Linked DNA regions of Homo sapiens: region 1 is linked to region 2. Evidence: read pairs that join two places in POLR2A ChIA-PET (ENCODE). Cell type or tissue: Caco-2. All regions are shown on one strand. Links, peaks and the distances in the headings refer to the core of each region. The heading gives the core; the rest is flanking DNA. Region 1 overlaps SH2B2 (SH2B adaptor protein 2). Region 2 holds the start of LOC100630923 (LOC100289561-PRKRIP1 readthrough).

Region 1 (2,903 bases), core at 88-2,587, 51 kb after region 2:
CTCGGCTCACTTTGCCTCTGCCTCCTGGGTTCAAGCGATTCTCCTGCCTCAGCCTCCTGAGTAGCTGGGATTACAGGCATCTGCCACCATGCCCGGCTAATTTTTTTGTATTTTTAGTAGAGATGAGGTTTCACTGTGTTGGCCAGGCTGGTCTCAAACTGACCTCGTGATCTGCCTGCCTCGTCCTCCAAAAATGCTGGGATTACAGGCGTGAGCCACTGCGCCCGGCCAACCTAAAAATATTCTATGTAAAAACTTGTCATAAAGAAATTATCCAGCCAGGCACAGTGGCTCATGTTTGTAATCCTAGCATTCTGGGAGGCTGAGGTGGGAGGATCACTTGAGGTCAGGAGTTTGAGATCAGCTCGGGCAACATAGCGAGACCCCCATCTTTTTTGTTTGTTTGTTTGTTTTGAGATGGGAGTCTTGCTCTGTCACCCAGGCTGGAGTGCAGTGGCACGATCTCAGCTCACCGCAACTTCTGCCTCCCGGGTTCAAGTGATTCCCCTGCCTCAGCCTCCTGAGTAGCTGGGATCACAAGCATGCGCCACCATGCCCAGCTAATTTTTTTTTTTTTTTTGTATTTTTTGCAGAGATGGGGTTTCACCATGTTGGCCACGCTGGTCTCAAACTGGTGATCTGCCCGCCTTGGCCTCCCAGAGTGTGGGGATTACAGGCGTGAGCCACTGCACCTGGCCGCAAGAACACGTCTTTTTTTTTTTTTTTTTTTTTAGACAGAGTTTTGCTCTTGTTGCCCAGGCTGGAGTGCAATGACGCAATCCTGGCTCACTGCAACCTCTGCCTCCCGGGGGTTCAAGCAATTCTCCTGCCTCAGCCTCCCGAGTAGCTGATATTACAGGCATGTACCACCACGCCCGGCTGATTTTGTATTTTTAGTAGAGATGGGGTTTCTCCATGTTGGCCAGGCTGATCTCAAACTCCCAACCTCAGGTGATCCGCCCACCTTGGCCTTCCAAAGTGTTGGGATTACAGGCATGAGCCACCGCGCCCGGCCCTGAGAATCTCATCTTAATAAAAGAAAATTAGCTGGGCGTGGTGGTGAGGCAGGAGGGTCAATGGAGTCCAGGAGTTGGAGGCTGCAGTGAGCTGTGATCATGCCCCACTGCCCTCCTGCTTGGGCAACGGAGCAGAAAAAAAAAGTAAAAACAAAAGGAAAGAAAGAAACGGAAGAAGGAAAGGAAAGCAAGAAAGAAAGAAAAAAAGAAAGAAAGAAATTACCCAATCTGCCTGGTTTGACTGTAGGTCATAAGACCCCCATTCAAGATAGGGTTCTGTCCCACACCCAGAAGGAAGGAATGCTACTCAGAGAGGCCAAGAAGAATCTGGACAGACAGGCCTGGCTGGGTCCCCTGCTCAGTCTATTCCCTTTAGATCCTACCCTTTGTATCCAATCCTCTTTCTACACTGCTGTCCATACTTTGCTGAACCTAAGCATAAAAATGGACCATTTCCCTGTATCCTTTTTTTGAGACAGAGTCTCCCTCTGTTGCCCAGGCTGGAGTGCAGTGGTGTGATCTCGGCTCACTGCAACCTCTGCCTCCCAGGTTCAAGTGATTCTCCTGCCTCAGCCTCCCAAGTAGCTGGGATTACAGGTGCATGCCACCACCAGGCCCAGCTAATTTTTGTATTTTTAGTAGAGATGAGGTTTCACCATGTTGGCCAAGCTGGTCTCAAACTCCTGACCTCGTGATCCGCCTGCCTCGGCCTCCCAAAGTACTGGGATTACAGGCATGAGCCACCATGCCTGGGATTTTTTTTTTTTTTTTGAGACTGAGTCTCACTCTGTCACCCAGTGGAGTTCAGTGGTGCAATCTCAGCTCACTGCAACCTCCGCCTCCCAGGTTCAAGCAATTCTCCTGTCTCAGCCTCCTGAGTAGCTGGGATCACAGCGGGCCCGCCTCCACCTCCAGCTAATTTTTGCATTTTTAGTAGAGATGGGGTTTCCCCATGTTGGCCAGGCTGGTCTCGAACTCCTGACCTCAGGTGATGTGCCTGCCTCAGCCTCCCAAAGTGCTGGGATTACAGGCGTGCACCACCACGCCCAGCCCTCCCCTGTATCTTTGAGTCTTCATTCTGAAGGCTCCTATGTATACACGTTAAATAAATTTACATGCTTTTTCTCCTATTAATCTGCCTTGTGCAGCTAAGCACTGTGGCTCATGCCTGTAATCCCAGTGCTTTGGGAGGCCGAGGCAGGCGGGTCTCTTGAACCCAGGAATTCAAGACCAGCCTGGACAACATAGCACGATCCCGATCCCGTCTCTAAAAAAAAAAAAAAAAAAAAAAAGGCCAGTTGCAGTGGCTCACGCCTGTAATCCCAGCACTTTGGGATGATGAGGTTGTCAGATCACCTGAGGTCAAGAGTTCGAGACGAGCCTGACCACCATGGGGAAACCCCGTCTCTGCTAAAAATATAAAAATTAGCTGGGCTTGTTGGCAGGTGCCTATAATCTCAGCTACTTGGGAGGCTGAGGCAGGAGAATTGCTTGAACCTGCGAGGTGGAGGTTGCAGTGAGCTGAGATTGTGCCATTACATTCCAGCCTGGATGATGGAGCGAGACTCCATCTCAAAAAAAAAAAAAAATTAAGCCAGTCATCGTGGCATGTGCCTACAGTCCCAGTTACTTGGGAGGCTGAGGCAGGCAGATCAGTCGAGCCCAGGAGGTCGAGGCTGCAGTGAGCTTGATTGCACCACTGTACTCCAGCCTGGGTGACAGAGCAAGACCTTACCTCTAAAAAATAAAATAATAAAATAAAAATAAATAAATAAATTTGTATGCCTTTTCTCTCATTTATCTGCCATTTGCAAATTGATTTTCCACTGAAACTTCAGAAAGCCCAGGGGAAGGCTCTCTCTTGGCCCGGATACCACTGAGTGGACA
Region 2 (2,903 bases), core at 168-2,667:
GACCTCCTGGGCTCCATCCATCCTCCCACTTCAGCCTCCTGAGTAGCTGGGACCACAGATGCATCCCAGCATGCCTGGCGACTTTTGTATTTTTTGTAGTCAGGGTCTCCCCATGTTGTCTAGGCTGGTCTCTAACTCCTGGTCTCAAGGGATACTCTTGCCCTAGCCCCGCAAAGTGCTCGGATTACAGGTGTGAGCCACTGCATCCCGCCCGCATTTTCTTATTGTCTCTCTAAACTGCTTAAAATAAAATAAGCCATAGGAATTGAGTATGTGAGCTCTCAGAAATGAAATGAATGTGTATAAAATATGGTTTTGTTTCTAAATTATCTAACTGAACTTGGTTATTGCTGCACCTAATAATCTTCTATTAAGAAAACTAGGATACGGGAGAAAGAACACTGGCCTGGGAGATAAGTCTCCTGGGTTCTACTATGAGCAGCTCTACCCACAAAGCCGGTGACCTGGTCAAGTCACCCACCTGCTAAGGCCCAGTCTCTTCCCCTAGCAACTGAGGCAGCAGGAGAGAATCCCTGCAGACTGTTCCTGCATTACTACGATTCTCCCAGGGCAGATCTAAGGGGGGGATCAGCAGACACTTAAGTGAGAGAATAGAAGTGCTGACGGACGTTTAAAGGCGGTCCAAATCTGGAGCACGGAGAGGAGGAGGAAGGACTGTTAGGGGTTAGCGGGGAGTGGAGACGACGTCCGCAGCTGAGGGTGGTGACACCCTCCACGCCTCCGTAAGCCTCGTCCTCCCAGATCTTCCCATGCAGCGCCTGTTCGGTGCAGCCAGACCCTGCCCTCAAACCCAACACATGTCTCTCCGGCAAGCAATCGGGACCCTCCCTCTGCCCCACACTCTAAGGTCCCCAACACACGGTGACTTCACCCAGGCCCTTCTCGCTCCGGGCCCAAAAACCCAAGACTTACCCTCCTGGGGCTCCGCAGCCTCTGCCCCACGGCTCCCGAGAGGCCGGGGCGGGCTGCTGTCGCTGGCGCGCGCGTCTGCTCGCGAGGTCACCTCCTGTCCACCTCACCAAAGCTGTTCTGCTCCCGAGGGGCCCGGGCCGGGCCTACGGGGCAAATCCAGGCGGGGGTCCTTCTCGGGGCCCAGATCCGCCTCCCTGGGGCTCACCGTACAGCGACGGCCGGCGCCAGGCCGCCGAGGACACACACGGGCCAGGCCCAGGTCCCGTCGCCCCTTCGCCTCCGCCACCACCTCCCGCCCGGCCCCTCTGGCCCCAGCGCCGCCGGCTCCGGGGTTCACGCTCGGGGGTCCCGGCTCGAGCCTCTACCCGGCCCGCGTGAACCCTGGGCCGCACAGCTCCCGCCCGCCTAGGTGCTGGCCCGGGCAGTCAGCGTCCAGCCCCGCAGACTCGGTGATTCTCGTCCACTAGAGGCCAAAGCCTGGGAACGAGAGCAAGCGATGACCTGAAGAGGCGCAGGAAGCCAGGGCAGTGCGGAGGTGGCGCGCATGTGCAAGCACGCACGCGCGAACACGCACGCAGGGAGAGGTGCACACGCGCAGGAGTGCACCGGAAGTCCGCCTCCCGGGACACCCACCACCGGTCCCAGGACAAGTAACGGACTCTATTTCCCATGAGCCTATGCGCTCCCCAAGTTTAGGGGCCGTCTTAAATGTCTCTACCCTGCCTAAAGGTTAAGAAGCTCCAGCCTATGAGCTTTACGCGCCCTCCAAGTTTAGGGGCCATTTTAAATGTCTCTACCCCGCCTAAAGGTGAAGAAGCTCCAGGCTATGAGCTTTGGCAACCCTGAACCCCGGACTGAACTTCACCTTTGTCTTTACTCCCTTTTAGGGTCAAGTCCAGGGCTGCGTTACTGGGTCCTGGAGCCCAAGTCCTCTGGGTTAGAACCAAGTTTCCCATAAGGAGAAGGAAAGGAAAGGGTGTATCATGGTCACTGCTCTGAAATGCTGAGAAGTTTCACTCAAATACTGGGACAGGATAAATGCCCAGCGATGCTTTCCAAGGAACAAAAAGAAAATAGAATTTGTAGCTGGGCGCGGTGGCTCAAGCCTGTAATCCCAGCACTTTGGGAGGCCGAGGCGGGCAGATCGCAAGGTCAAGAGATAGAGATCATCCTGGCCAACATGATGAAACCCTGTCTCTACTAAAAATACAAAAATTAGCTGGGCGTGGTGGCGCGTGCCTGTAATCCCAGCTACTCGGGAGGCTGAGGCAGGAGAATCACTTGAACTTGGGAGGTGGAGGTTGCAGTGAGCCGAGATCACGCCACTGCACTCCATCCTGGCGACAAAGCGAGACTCCATAGCTTTTCTAGATCACACAGTGAATGCCTAAAAACTGTAGAGAAATAAGGACATACACACACAAATTGAATGAAGAAGAGATACCTGTGATCTTACCTTCCCCAGGAGGATTATGTTTAGGGTTAGGTTATGTTGACCAAAAAGAGTCAAAGTCTGTAAAGAGTTTTATTCTGGGCCTCCTATTTGAGTGACCATGGCTGGTGACACAACCTCAGGGGGTCCTGAAAACGTGAGCCCAAAGTGGTTGGGTTACAGCTTGGTTTTATGCATCTTAGGGAGACAGTAGTTACAGGCAAAGACATAAATCAATACATGGGAAGTATATGTTGGGTCAGCCAGGAAAGGCTTTCAGGTCACTAGTAGATTGAAAGATTGGCAGTTGGTTCAGAGTTAAGTGTTGGCTGAACAGCTGGAAGACTACATAAAGAAATGGGCCATTGCAGTGGCTCATGCCTGTAATCCCAGCATTTTGGGAGGGTGAGCTGGGAGGATCCCTTGAGGCCAGGAGTTCAAGGACAGCCTGCGCAACACAGCGAGACCCCCTACTTCTACAAAAAAAATAATTATACAGGTGTGGTGGTGCATGCCTGTAGACTCAGCTACTCAGGAG

The links. Peaks named below come from ENCODE experiments on the same cell type or tissue, not always from the same donor. Only the 100,000 strongest peaks of a DNase experiment are listed, where the experiment ranks them.
Region 1: POLR2A ChIA-PET joins it to region 2 with 7 read pairs; 8 of 35 experiments call an interaction of 5 or more read pairs at or near these places.

The regions. Positions count from the first base shown.
Region 1 is chr7:102,310,960-102,313,862 of GRCh38, reverse strand. The region is part of intron 4 of SH2B2 (SH2B adaptor protein 2); the gene reads right to left. Among named protein-coding and RNA genes, the nearest start is that of MIR4285, 19 kb to the right of the region's middle. In Caco-2, for the core only: no CTCF peak of the experiment used is centred there; a DNase peak (open chromatin) is centred at 1,347.
Region 2 is chr7:102,362,442-102,365,344 of GRCh38, reverse strand. It overlaps LOC100630923 (LOC100289561-PRKRIP1 readthrough), which reads right to left and starts at 1,484. Exons shown (of 9, transcript NR_038967.1): 1 at 934-1,484. It also overlaps the pseudogene LOC100289561. RefSeq lists enhancers at 701-950, 1,471-1,790 and a silencer at 1,171-1,390. In Caco-2, for the core only: no CTCF peak of the experiment used is centred there; DNase peaks (open chromatin) are centred at 1,004 and 1,574; H3K4me3 peaks cover 1,221 bases.